Regions from separate parts of the Homo sapiens genome. Here all the other regions are linked to region 1. The links are chromatin contacts, found by Hi-C or POLR2A ChIA-PET in ENCODE. All regions are on one chromosome and are shown on one strand. The core of a region is the stretch at or near the end of the contact, and the rest is flanking DNA. Distances in the headings are between cores, read along the strand shown.

The links. A loop is a pair of places that touch in the nucleus more often than their neighbours do. ChIA-PET counts read pairs that join two places held with the same protein, here RNA polymerase II (POLR2A). Pooled maps may share reads with other maps.
Region 2: a loop to region 1 is called in a map of PC-9, with 2.5 times the contacts of the local background. The contact joins the promoter of DHX32 here to the enhancer-like site in region 1. A Hi-C loop is called at or near these places in 1 of 168 maps with a recorded cell type or tissue (PC-9) and 1 of 50 pooled maps. POLR2A ChIA-PET finds 5 or more read pairs at or near these places in 3 of 52 experiments (H1, Panc1 and SK-N-SH).
Region 3: a loop to region 1 is called in a map of PC-9, with 12 times the contacts of the local background. The contact joins two enhancer-like sites. A Hi-C loop is called at or near these places in 7 of 168 maps with a recorded cell type or tissue (PC-9, aorta, ascending aorta and 3 more) and 10 of 50 pooled maps. POLR2A ChIA-PET finds 5 or more read pairs at or near these places in 1 of 52 experiments (AG04449).

Annotation. Positions count from the first base shown.
Region 1 is chr10:126,060,080-126,064,374 of GRCh38, reverse strand. The region is part of intron 14 of ADAM12 (ADAM metallopeptidase domain 12); the gene reads left to right. Among named protein-coding and RNA genes, the nearest start is that of FANK1-AS1, 89 kb to the right of the region's middle. Within about 2 kb of position 1,799, at least 13 of the 41 ENCODE cell types and tissues checked have a DNase peak (open chromatin) inside an H3K27ac peak, as active enhancers do; they include PC-9, Panc1 and ascending aorta, where a contact is called at or near this core.
Region 2 is chr10:125,878,519-125,883,194 of GRCh38, reverse strand. DHX32 (DEAH-box helicase 32 (putative)) reads left to right here and starts at 1,903. Exons shown (of 11, transcript NM_018180.3): 1 at 1,903-2,652. The coding sequence starts at 2,371. RefSeq lists an enhancer at 1,591-2,313.
Region 3 is chr10:126,245,014-126,249,920 of GRCh38, reverse strand. All of the region lies in intron 3 of ADAM12 (ADAM metallopeptidase domain 12), which reads left to right. Among named protein-coding and RNA genes, the nearest start is that of ADAM12, 140 kb to the left of the region's middle. RefSeq lists an enhancer at 1,548-2,747. Within about 2 kb of position 2,385, at least 9 of the 41 ENCODE cell types and tissues checked have a DNase peak (open chromatin) inside an H3K27ac peak, as active enhancers do; they include PC-9 and ascending aorta, where a contact is called at or near this core.

The DNA.
Region 1 (4,295 bases), core at 550-3,049:
CCACCACCACTGAGATTTTAGTAATGCCCCTTTGTACTCATAAGAGGACCCCAACCAAGTGAGGGGCCCAGGGCTCCATGGGGAAGGCCCTGATCAGACTTGAAGCATGAGTGTGTCTGTAATCAGAAGGCCTGAGAGCAGCAGTGAGTGGCTCTCAAATGGGAAAGTGGGGTGGTTGCGTCAAACAAGAGACCATCAGTTCACCATTTCACCAGTTCAGGCTGGGCACTTGGCACACTTTGTCTCTTCTGACCCTCCAACAAGCCCCTGAAGTGGGGACTATGAAGCTTTACAGAAGATGATGCTCAAACTCTGAGACCAAATGTCAGTTTCCCCAGGTCTCCGGGCTAGGATTTGAACCTGGGTTACTGTGACCCAATGCCCATGTGTTACTCCCACAATGCACAGTCACCCTGAAGAGGGAGGTGTTGCTCTAAAGCTCCACCAAAGCTCCAAAATGAAGCAGAAGCTCAGATGCAAAAGGGAAGAATCCATCCCCTGCGTGTCTCTCCTCCATGCCCCACCTTCTGGGGTCAGAGATCCAAGGCCTCATTGGGCAGCCCTGGACTCCAAGGCCCCGTCACCCCAGAACCATTTGAGATTCAATGCCTGTGTCCAGCTCCCAGGAGTCCAACCGTGAAATCCACAAGTGCAGGCCCCACCCTGTCCTGCAGTTCTCTTTCCCTTATGATAATGTGGTTGAGTCCTTTGTCACTCCCTCCTCCTGCTGGCTGCAGAAATGACCTCAGCCCAGGCCAGAGACCCCAGCTCTGGCAAGGCCTCTTGTGGTCGGCCAGGCCCAGGCTGAAAGCCAAGCAGAATCAGGCAGGATCTCTAGCGGGAGGGAAACCTGATAGGACCTTTGTCAGACTTTTGTTGTGAGGCTTTGGTTTTAGGAGTGATGAGGGAAATAAAGTGGAACAGAAATTGATGACTAAACCTCGAAGCCTGGGTTTTCAATGGAATGTAAAAGCCACGCCCAGGCATGGAAAACAAGATGGATGTCTCTCGGAGCTGGGTCCTGCTGGGAGGCCCATGTCCCCTGCCAGCCAGCGATGTCCTCTGTACTTGGAGCTTTCTGGGGGGGAAAAGAAAGGGCAGCTTGGTAGCAAGGAGGGACGAGCGCAGGCCTCTTTAGCTCGGCCTCTGAGGAGTTGTTCTGATGCTCCTCAGCACTCAGGGATGCGCGTGGGCAGGTGGGATGGGGAGGCCTGCAGTTCCCGGGCCCTTAGTACTTCATCCTTGGACCCTGAGCAGCCCTCAGTCCTGGCATCATCGCCTGCTGGGCCTTGGGGCACCCTGGGCAAAGCAGGGGGCAGGAGCAGTGGGGGACACCCTGTTGCAATGACAAGGACTAAGCCAGTACTCGCTATACACATTGAATGGTGTTTGGGCTTGACATGGTTTAGTGACTTCAGGCAGCTTTTAGCCAACTGAGGTCACTTTGGGACTGCGGCTACTGCTGCAGGCCAAATCTTCATGGCTTCAGGCATCCCTAGTGCCGTCCCCGTCCCAGCCTTTCTCCAGAATCAGCAGTCTCCTTTTCTTGAGTTACAAGGGCTGTGATGAAGCTCCTTTCCAAAAAGCATTTTGTGGCCAGAGCACACACAACACTTGGAGCTTTGGGAGTGAAATGTGTTCCTTAATGCCCTGCCGTATTCGAACAGCTGGCCCCGTTTCCAGAGTGAGGTCAGAGGGAACTCGACAGTGCTGTCTGAGCCACCCCCATTGTGTGACTCAGCTGGCTGTGTGCCTCTGATTCATGGTGACCAAAGCTGGTATTTATTATCTCATCAGTCTAGTCCTTCTGTAGCTGCCTGACCAGAGAGAGAACCAGACAGGCAGACAGACTGACAACCTGACCCACAGACTGAGCTTTTCAAAAGCAAGAGCAATAGGAAGTCACCTGCTTGGGCTCTCATCATCCCCATGATGGAGGGGGAGGCTGGAGGTCTGAGCACCCAGGTAGCCACGTCCTCTTCCTAAGGAGGGGGCTTCCCTGGGAGCTCCTGGCTTAGCTCTACTCTCTCCCACCCACTCTCTCCCTGGTAACCAGGAGGCCTTTGCTGGGGTGGTGGTGGGTGGTGTCGTGTGTGGCCACTGCACACAGCATGGAACATCCATGGCATCAGGACTGTTGGTAACAAATGTAAAGTTTTGGTGAAGAGGCTTTATCTTTGGCTCAGGGTTCCTGAAAGCCACAGCACAGAGACCAGGCTTGGGAAGCCACCTCGGGCTTGTGACTTCCTGGGTTTTGGTCTGTCCTGCCCGCCCCTCCTCAGTTCTTCAGATCATTATACAGACTTCCTTGGGAGAGCAGAGAGCAGGGAAGGCTGCAACCCACTGTGGCCCTTGATGCCAGGGAGCTCTTGGAATGGGCCTTTGACCACCTCCTTTGGGAGTGCAGTGTGCTCCTTCCTCCCCTTGTCGGTGTTTCCGCCTGGTTTCCAGTTTACAGGCGCTGTGTGAGTTTCCCATGGCTACTGTAACAAATTAGCACAAACTTAATGGCTTATAAATGCTTCATTTTACAGTTCTGGAGGTCAGAAATCCTGAAATCAAGATACTGGCAAGGCAGCATTGCTTTGGGAGGCTCTGGGGAGCATCTGTTTCCTTGCCTTTCCCAACTTTTAGAGGCCACTTGCATTCCTTGGCTCATGGCCCCTTCCTCCATCTTCGAGGCCAACAGCACAGCATCTGCAAGTCTCTGTCCCTCTCCGACTTCTGCTTCTGTAGTCACATCCCTTTCTCTGACACTGACTCTCCTGCCTTCCTCTTATAAGGACCCTTTTGATTCCATCAGGCTCACCCAGATTGTCCAGGGTGATCTCCCCACCTCAAGATCCTAAAAGTAATCACATCTTCAAAGTCCCTTTTGCCATGTCAGATAACATGTGCATAGGTTTTAGACAAGGATGTGGGCCTTTTAGGGGAGCCACAGGCATTGAACAGACCACTTACTAGCAAGGGACCTTCTGCAAATTGCTCAACCTTGTTATGCCTCATCTGTAAAATAAGGATAGTGATCTACCTACCCCAAGGGTCTGTTATGCTCCAACATAGCCTATAATCTATTCCATGTAATATATGTGGTTCTATGCTAGATGCAGAGCTCCTAGTAAATCTAAACTCTATAAATAAGATGCAGCTGCACTCCCAGGAAGCTTAGACTAGTGAGCAAGGTACTCAAATCCTTGGGGTCTGTAAAACGGGCTGTAAGAGGGTCATGGGCCAGATATGTTGGGGTGGAGGAAAGCAGCCAACTAGGAGGCTTTGAAGACAAGGTTGCCGTGGAATAGTGGTTTGCCAGGGGTGGAAGAGGATGGATATTTCCAGTATACAGAACAGCAACAGCTCAGGGCACAAAGGGACAGTGGGGCCAACCAGGGCAAGTGCAGGTAGTTCTGTGTGTGTAGAGCTTGGGCTGTGCCTTGAAGAGCAGAGATCCTCAACTGCCACACCATTCTCTCATTTGTCAAGTATTTGTTGATGTCCTGCTGTGTGTAAGATGCTGACTCAAGAGCCCCGACTCTGCCAGAGTGACACACTTCCCACAGTCCCTGTGCACTCCTGCCTGGATCTGGAGGGGAGGGCGGATGTGAATCCTTCACAATATCCTCCCGGGAGGCATGGATCCCGGACAAATGCAGTCCTGGGAGCGGAGGTGACTTCCTCAGCCAGGCCCCTGGCCAGCCAGATATACCATTGAGAACATTTCAATGCTTTGTTGTAGTGGTTGGTTTGAATTAGCTTTTCATGATTCAGAAAGGAAAACTTATTGTCAAGTTTGCATTTGCAGTATTTCCCCACCCAGGAGCAAATGCTTCAGGATCTGGATCACGTATGCACTGGGGTCATCACAGGCCTCCTGGGAAATGTAGGAACTCAGAGCTCTAAGAGTCCTTGAGTCCTTGCCCCACCGGCCCTTGACATTTGCACCCCAGTGACCTTGCCCGAGTTGCTGAGTTGCCCAGAATTCTCCAGTTACATTCAGGATGTCCATTACTCACCCTCCAGATCTGGCGACCCAAACACTGACTGGACGAAGCCCTTCCTTCCAACTAATGATTCCCTTTTGAAATGGGCTTTTCTCAATCTGGCGTTATATTTCAATAAAACAATCCTGCTTCCAAATCTTTCTACAAATAAAACAACAGAAAATTCAAAACACATGCCTGCAACTTCTAACTGGCAAAGCAATACACTTTGAGAATGCCTTTGGGTTTTTTGTTCATTTATTTGTTGTTCTAATTGTTTTTGTTGTTGATAACGTACGTTCTCGTTGGCTGAGAGTA
Region 2 (4,676 bases), core at 654-3,153, 180 kb after region 1:
CCAGGTAAGTCTCAGGTCTTTAGAAAGAAGACTATTCAGAAAACTTGATTATTTCCTCAGGGTTCAAAGTGGTCAGTGCTTTATAAGTAAGAATTTACTGTAATTATAAGATTATTACACTCTTAGGGAGTATTATAAATAAGAGAAACATTTCTTTTTGGTAAAAATAATAGCTGTTCTTTTTTTAAGGTAAAACAGTTAAGAAATACTACCTAAGGCAATCATTGGTTATAATATTTAATAGCAATTTAATTTACATGTAGGCTGAGAACCCTTGGAAGGGATTCTAATCAGAACAAAAGAAAAATAGAATATAAAATTAAATTTTAACTTCTCTGAAGAGTGGAATTTTCTGATTCTTGGATACCTTCCCAGAATTAGCTTGTGCGATGATCTCAAGCTACCATGCTTCCTGGAGCTATTCTGTGGGTCTACTCTCACCTTATAGAGGCAGTGAAGAGTTCTGAAGTGAATCCATATTACAACATTTCTATTATGCCTTTGTAATTCCATTTTAATTTTGAAACACTGGCTTTTAGATGAATTTTTAAGAACTTTACTTGGGAAGAGCTATGAAGTTCTTCTGCCTCTCTGGTTACTTACCTCTAAACTAGCTTGTTCATCTGTGAATTTTAAAACTTTCTATCCTGCTCTTGCTGCCATCTTCAAAATATCCTTTATGTGTGTATCTAGTGCCTAGTTTACTCATCTAATAAGCCCTTAGAAGACACTCAGCAAATGTTTTTTGAGTGATTGACTGTTGCCCTGGAGCCTGTCTTGACCAATAGAGAGAGAGCTTTTCTTATCACTTACTAATTAGGAACTAGCTGTTGAGCACACTGGCTCCAACCATCTAAAGCAATAATTAAGGTAAACCAGGTGATCCGAAAAGTGCAGTAACTTACAAAATATCATGAACTGTATTTTATTATTCTTTTTAACTTGAGTTTTCTTTTTCATTTTTATCTGGTTAATGTGAAAAGGAGCTTATTTCCAGCAACACTAATGGAATTTTTCTTTTTAATCACTAGTAATTGGAAGGGGAAAGACCCTTCACCTGACATGTGGGGACTGAGTTATTGGTATAAATCTTGCTCTTTCTTGGGTGATTTCTCTTCTTCATTTAAATTAAAAGTTGTCCTTAATGGCCTCTTGGAGCTGACATGTTGGGCTCAAGACCCAGGAATCTCAAGAAATATGCTAGAGATTTCTGGTTTAATTAAACAAAAGACCTTATTAATAAAAGCCAGCCAGCTGGGCATGGTGGCTCACATTTGAAATCCCAGCACTTTGGGAGGCCAAGGAGGACAGACCACTTGAGCCCAGGAGTTCGAAACTAGCCTGGGCAACAAGGCAAAACTCCGTCTCTACAAAAAAATACAGAAATTAGCTGGACATAGTGGTGTACACCTGTAGTCCCAGCTACTCAGGAGGCTGAGGCAGGGGGAAAACAGCCTGGGAGGTTGAGGCTGCAGTGAGCCATGATCACGCCACTGCATCCAGCCTGGGTGACAGAGCGAGACCCTGTCTTTTTTATATATATATAAAATAAAAGCCAACCATAACTACATATGGAAGGAAATAATAAATTCATTCCCCTCACTTGGCTTTCTAAACTGACATAAGCAAAAGGAAAATGAAAAGTTTTAAAAATGTTTTTCATTAAAGTAAAGGATTTCTTAATAATAGATTTTCCTGTAGCCTGTGTTAGAGGAACACTCACCAGGTCATCACAGTTCTTTCCTTTTATAGGGTCCAGCTCCTCTTTTGACATGGGATTAGGTGACCACGTGATTGATTAGCCTCACAATCACAATCCTGTCCCTCCTGTTGCTTTCCATTCACAGTTGATCAAGACGCAGAGCCTGAGATAGAGGTCAGGCAGAGAGCACGAGGCCCAGTGCAGAATCATTTTCTGAACCAGCCAGGAAATACCGGAACCCACCAAACTTTAAACACCAGCCTAAATTATTCCTGTTCTTTTAAGCAGGCAGCAGAAATGACAGAAACCCGTTAACAGAAAAAAAAAAAATAATGCTTTTCATTTGAACTCCTGTGCATTTTCTTTTTAACTTATATGTGTTCCTAATTTTCCTTACTCTTTTTGTTTGTTTGTTTCTTAGTGTGGTTTATTGACAATCATTTACAATGCCGAAGAGTGCTGTAGTGAGCCAGCACAGTGGGTAACACAGCAACGGAGAACAGATGCAGGTTTGAGGAATTTAACTTGCTAAAACCTTGAACTGAAGTCTTAGAGATTGGAACATACGGGTTTGTATAAATAGGCTTTTAAGCCCTGTTTGCAATGGGTTACTGATAGGAGAAACTTGCTTGTGGAATGTCAGCTGCGTGAGCTCACTGTCAGACAAGATGGAAGAAGAAGGGCTGGAGTGTCCAAACTCTTCCTCTGAAAAACGCTATTTTCCTGAATCCCTGGATTCCAGCGATGGGGATGAGGAAGAGGTTTTGGCCTGTGAGGATTTGGAACTTAACCCCTTTGATGGATTGCCATATTCATCACGTTATTATAAACTTCTGAAAGAAAGAGAAGATCTTCCTATATGGAAAGAAAAATACTCCTTTATGGAGAACCTGCTTCAAAATCAAATCGTGATTGTTTCAGGAGATGCTAAATGTGGTAAGAGCGCTCAGGTGAGTAACCACTACAAAAAATAATTTGCTGTATGTGTTGATTTTTTAATTGTTATTTAATGACATGTCACAGCCTAGTGTTCTAATAATAGTGTCTAAAACAAAAAACAAAACATTATTCAGATAAAATAATTAAATCACGTACCTAATTTTATTAATTTTACTAATACTAGCTGAAAAGTTAATAATATCTATGTAGAAATTAATTGTGTTTAGGGTACCACTGAATTGTCTATAGAGCAGTATTAAAATTACTCAAATGATCCTAGTATTAAATTTACTCAAATGATCCATTGTGTATATGATATTTTAAAAGATGTGATGCGTGTTATTTCCTCAGCATGGGTATGGGGATTAACTGCTCTGTTTCAGTGCCCAGTGGTCTGAGAATCCAGATATGTGGATGTGCTTGCTGGTGAAGCTGGCTGAGCTACTGAAATCAAAAGCACAAGGAAATTCTGATTTTCCTGACTATAAGAAATAACTGAGCAACTAAATATGATCCAGGCCTGGGGCCACACACTTTGGGGTCTAAGATGGGGGAAAGAATTAGGATCATTAAGAGATAAACCTAGGGATATTAAAATATTAAAGAGTTGGAGCAGGCACAGTGGCTCACATCTGGAATCCCAGCACTTTGGGAGACCAAGGTGGACAGATCATTTGAGCCCAGGAGTTCAAGACCAGCCTGGGCAACATGGCAAAATGCCGTCTCTACAAAGAAGTAGCCGGGCATGGTGCTGCATGCCTGTCGTCCCAGCTACTTGGGAGGCTGAGGTGAGAGAATCACCTGAACCTGGGAAGTTGAGGCTGCAGTGAGCTGTGATGATGCCCCTGCATTCCAGCCTGGGCGATGTGAGTGAGAGACCTTGTCTCAGAAAAAAAACAAAAAAAACAAGGAGTTTGTTTGAGCAAAGAATGACTCATGAATTACGCAGCACTCAGAACCATTGGAGGTTAGTGAGCCCCATTCTAGCAGCAAGGGCAGTGAGCTTTTATAGGCTGAACATGAAAGTAAGACAAAAGACATTTAAATTGGTTAGAGTGGAAAGTTCCGAGTTAGGGAATAGTTGGCAGTTTCTGATTGATAAAGTCTAGTATGGTTTTACTGTTTACATTGGACTTTAGTTTGCTTATGTGGGACCTTCTAGAGCTCTGTCATTGCCTCAGCCTAATGGCCTCTCAATTAAAGTTTGTTTGTTTGTTTAACGGGATAGTGGGCCAGGTGCAGTGGTTCACACCTATAATCCCATCACTTTGGGAGGCTGAGGCAGGAGGATTGCTTGAGTCCAGCAGTTTGAGACCAGGCTGGGCAACATGGCAAGATCCCAACTTTATAAAAAATTAAAAAATTAGCTGGGCATGGTGGTGCGTGCCTGTGGTCCCAGCTACCCAAGAGGCTGAGGCAGAAGGATCACTTGAGCCCATGAGGTCAAGGCTGCAGTGAGCCATGTTCATGCCACTGTACTTCAGCCTGGGCAACAGAGCAAGACCCCGTCTCAAAAAAAAAAAAAAAAAAAAAAAAAACAAGAAAAGGCTGGGCGCTGTGGCTCATGCCTGTAATCTCAGCACTTTGGGAGGCCGAGACGGGCAGATCATGAAGTCAGGAGTTCGAGACCAGCCTGTCCAATATGGTGAAACCCTGACTCTACTAAAAAATACAAAAATTAGCTGGGCATGGTGATGCACACCTGTAGTCCCAGCTCCTTGGGAGGCTGAGGCAGGAGAATCACTTGAACCCAGGAGGTGGAGGTTGCAGTGAGCTGAGATTGTGTCACTGCACTCCAGCCTGGGTGACAGAGTAAGACTCCATCTCAAAAAAAAAAAGAAAACAAAACAAAACAAAAAAAAACACCAAGAAAAACAAGGTAGTGTAGAGAAGGAAAAAGTAATAATTTTCTCTGTCCTTCATAACTCTTATCTGAGGCTCCCTGTAACAAAAGACAAATTAACAGAAGAAAAACAGAAGTGTATTAATATGTATGCCTCATGTATACACGGGAAAACCCCAGAGAAATGAGCAA
Region 3 (4,907 bases), core at 1,136-3,635, 180 kb before region 1:
AAGGAATTTGCAGCTTGACAGAGGACCATGGTGTGTGCTCCAATAATGAGCAGTCAGGGAAGTGGGTCTGTATGTCTTATGCATGTAACAAAGTGCTAGATGAACTCAAGAAAAGAAGAAAAGCAAATTCAGCCATGAATTCTAAATCAGAATTCCTGCAATTTAAATTACATTGCAGGCAAGGGCTGCATGTTGGTGTCAGTTTTCTTTTTGTTTTTCTTTTTTTTGAGACGGAGTCTGGCAGACTGGAGTGCAGTGGCGTGATCTCGGCTCACTGCAAGCTCCGCCTCCCGGGTTGACGCCATTCTCCTGCCTCAGCCTCCCAAGTAGCTGAGACTACAGGCACAGGCGCCCGCCACCACACGCGGCTAATTTTTTGTATTTTTACTAGAGACGGGTTTCACGGTGTTAGCCAGGATGGTCTTGATCTCCTGACCTCGTGATCCTCCCGCCTCGGCCTCCCGAAGTGCTGGGATTACAGGCATGAGCCATGGCGCCCCGCCTGGTGTTGGTTTTCTAAGGCACTTTGGCTAATTTGTAAGGCGTCTGCTTCCCCTCACAGACATAAATGCACTCCCCATCACCACCAACCCCCACCTAGACTGCCCTCTTTGTGGTCTAGAGGTAGTGGAGAGTAGAGTGTTTGCATTGGATTCTATTGGCCATTAGCTGTGTGGCTACATTTTAGTAGGGGAAATTGATTACAGAATAAAAAATATCTTCCAGAGTTAATTAGAAAGAGAGGATGAGAACATTTTAGCCTAGAGGAGGCAAGACTTAGGAGAAACATAAGCTGTGTGGCCTCAGGTAGAGTACTTAATTTCTCTGTGCCTCAGTTTCCTCCAACTGTAAAGTAAGGATAATAATTTTACTCTATAGTTGGTTCTGGAAATGAAATAGGTAAATACTTGCGAAGGCCAGACATGGTGGCTCATGCCTGTAATCCCAGCACTTCAGGAGGCCGAACGGGGCAGATCACTTGAGGTCAGGAGTTCGAGACCAGCCTGACCAACATCATGAAAACCCATCTCTACTAAAAATACAAAAATTAGCCAGGTACGATGGCGCCTGTCTGTAGTCCCAGCTACTCGGGAGGCTGAGGCAGGAGAATCACTTGAACCCAGGAGGCGGAGGTTACAGTGAGCCAAGGTCGCACCACTGCACTTCAGCCTGGGCGACAGAGACTCTGTCTCAAAATAAATAAATAAATAAATAAATAAATAAATAAATAAATACATACATACATACATACATACATACATACATACATACCTGTGAGGCTCCTAAAACAATACCTAGCTCATGGTATGCATTCGATAATTGTCAAGAGTACTGAAATGTGTTTGCTTGTTGATGAACCTGTCACATGGCAGAGACATCTGTTTGGCCACCAAGGACGAGAACAGACCAGTGAGAAGCCAAAGCAGCACAATCAGCTCTAAAACAAAAGTCACGTTGCCTCGAGGGGTGGCAAGGCCTGTGTTTGGGAGGGCCCAGCCATGACTTAGTGGCAGTTGTGTGTCCTGGTTGAGAGTCAGAAGCCTAAGGAGAGACAAAAATGGTTGTTTGTTATATGCCAGGCTCTGTGCTAAGTGCTCTCATATCAGGGGCGGGGGCCTTGCAAGTTTTGCTCATTTCCGAGTTCATTTGTTCATTCCGAGTACCTAGACAAATTCCTGACATGTGAAGTCGGCATCACCCTGGAAAGAATACGTGAATTATGGCCTTTAATTCTTCCCACTACCCAGTGATGCATAGGGGGTATGACTGCCACACTCAATCTGCAGATGAGGACACTGAGGCCTAGAGAAGGAAGTCATGTCACCCGAGTAATTTCAGCAATGAGCTGTGCCACCAGCAGGTGCAGGGCCAGAGACTTGAACCCACATCTGATACCTTCTCCAGCAATCTTCCAACAGCACTACTGCCTTCACGGCCCACAGACACCATTCTGATTCTCCAGTCTTTGGTTTGAAGAAATTACGAAATTCAAAGAGCATCTTACTCCGTCATTGGCTCGTGGAGCCACAGGATCCCAGGAGGCAGGCTTTGTTTTTATTTCTTGGCGTTTTAGTGAGTGGCTTGACAGAGGAGGAGGTGAAGTTATGGCCACTGTGTGCTGACTGTATTATCTGTTTGTTGCCACCATGCTGATTTGAGAGGTATTTTTAGAGTCATACGTTCATTATTCATGGCTGACATTTTTACTATTACCAAAAACTAGATAACAGCGAAGAATTCCTGGTTGGTGACTTAGTCTCAAGATTGACGCCAAGCCCTGTTTTAAATGATTCACTCTTTTCTTTGGCTGTGGAATGCCATCGGGTCCTTATGACTCAGGGCCAGAAAGCACATGAGTTTCTCAGGACTGAGCCGGGCGCTGGGATTGCCCATACGTCACAGATGGCAGGCTCTCTCCTAAATATCTAACAATAATTGTTGAGTGGACAAGGGTTTCCAAGTTCCTGCTACTACTGTGATACATGAGTGAAATTTGGTTAGTGGCTCTGTTGCTGGGAAGTTTGCCTCGTTGCTGGTTTTGTTGACATTGCACTTGAGTGGAATCGAAACTATTTTGTCTAGGAAAAGGGTGAGAAGAGTTAATATTATACATAAACATTTTATGCAGTGATATTTTCAGACTCTCTCTAAAGGCAGCAATGTTTAAGTAAAGGACGCATTTGATTCTCCTTCAATTTTCTAGCAATGGCCTTCATGTTTTAGCAAAGTTGATTTGAGATAGATACACTAAGGTTGACATGGAAAGGATTTTCTTAGAAACCACTCTCAGATACTTTACAGGATAATTGGAATTATTTTCCAACAAGAAGTAATTTTATACAATTTTGAAACCATTTGTATTTAAATAACAAGTTACATTTCTTCTTTTAGAGAAATAAAAGTTTAAGCAACTTTTGGGCTGAAACTATGGGGTTTGCTAGAAATAGATATAGAATCATGTTGTCTGCTAACGGGAATAGTTTGATTTCTGCTCTTCGTATTTGGATGCCCTTTAATACTTTCTCTTGCCTGATTGCCCTGCCCAGAACTTCCAATACTATGCTGAATAGGAGTGGTGAGAGAGGGCATCCTTGTCTTGTGCTAGTTTTCAAAGGGAATGCTTCCAGCTTTTGCCCATTCATTATGTTGGCTGTGGGTTTGTCATAGATGGCTCTTATTATTTTGAGGTGTGTTCCTTCAATACCTAGTTTATTGAAAGTTTTTAACATGAGGGGGTGTTGAATTTTATCAAAAGCCTTTTCTGCGTCTTTTGAAATGATCATGTGGTTTTTGTCCTCAGTTCTGTTTATGTGATGAATCACATCTATTGTTTTGCATATGTTGAACCAACTTTGCATCCCAGGGATGAAGCCTACTTGATTGTGGTGGATAAGCTTTTCAATGTGCTGCTGGATTCTGTTTGCCAGTATTTTCTTGAGGATTTTTGCATTGATGTTCATCAAGGATATTGGCCTGAAGTTTTCTTTTTTTGTTGTGTCTCTGCCAGGTTTTGGTATATACCTTGTGGATGGCTGGATATTCGCAGTTTACCTTAGGTTGTCTATGGCTATTTTCCTGAGGATAAAACTATAAAATCTGGGGCATTTTACAACAGGTTCAAAATAAATTGGAGAGTCAAGTAATTACTCATAACTTTACATCCACAGATCAATATCTCAGTCTTTTCATCCTTCTCCCAGTTTCTGAGAAAGAGGGTTATCTTTTTGTCCCCAAAGCCATTTGTTCACCTGTATCTTAGGCCCTATTTATTCCTGCCTTTCTCCTCCAGAATGCAAGGGTTTTGTGTCCCTCATTATTTTCTTTGTCTTTACCATTTTTCCTAGGCCCTTCCCTGTGTACTCCTTCCTTTCCACCTCTCAATATGCTCTGATGTCTCCACCATTTTTTAAAAGGTCAATCCAACTATTTTCTCTGTCTTTCTAGCTATCTGTTCATCCATCCATTCCCAGTCAAATTTTCTCCTTTATCTTGCAGCCAAACCGTACACACCTGTAGGCTCTGCTACCCTCTCACTTCTTCATCCATTCCTCTCTCCTGTCACCCCATCCTCTCCGTGACCTTTGCTTTCAGACAACCCAAAGAAAGGGCCACTTTCTTGCCAAATCCAATGCTTTCTTCTCAATCTACTTCCTCCTTGTCATCTGACGCTGCCGTTCATGCTCCCCTTGAGGAGCCCCCTGCCCTGACTCCCATGATAACTTTTTCCTGGTGCTCCCAACCTCTCCAATGGCAAATCCCCTTCACTGCCTTTCCTTCCTCCTAAGTGTGGGTGGATGCCAGGGTGCCTGGTCCTTGGCCCTGGGGTCTGGATTCTTTAGGCTTCCTCTGGGACCTATCTCCCACTCCCATTGATTCCAAAGGCAGTGCCTCTAGCCCCGACCTCCTGCCCACTGCCCAGTCCTTCAGGATGGTCCCCCTATCTTCTAAAGCCATCCTCTCCAACTGGGAGCTCCTGGTGTCCCCCATGCCTCCATAGTGGGCTGCAGTTCCCAATTGTGCGCATTCCTTTCTCAAGCTGGCAGGACTCTCTCCTTTCACCATCTAGGTTTAGTCTAAGTTCCATGTTCTTCAGCGTCTCTGGGGGATGTGTCCTTCCTCTTCCTTGCCTGGCTGCAGGTTCACGTCAGGTCCCACCTGGATTATTTGTCTCCTCAATGACCTTTCAGAAACACCCTGCCACCAGTTTGTCTTACAGAGACAAGTGCCCTTTCCAAAGCACAGACTGGAGCATGCCAATGTGATGCTCACTCTCCCTTGAGGGTTCCCCGAGGCTGGCGAGGGGATGTCCTGGTGCCTTCAGGTGACTCCAACATCTCTGTGTCATGCCCCAGCCTTGCTGTTTGCATTTGCTCCTGCTTACCATCTTCCTTCTCCTTGGTGCAAGC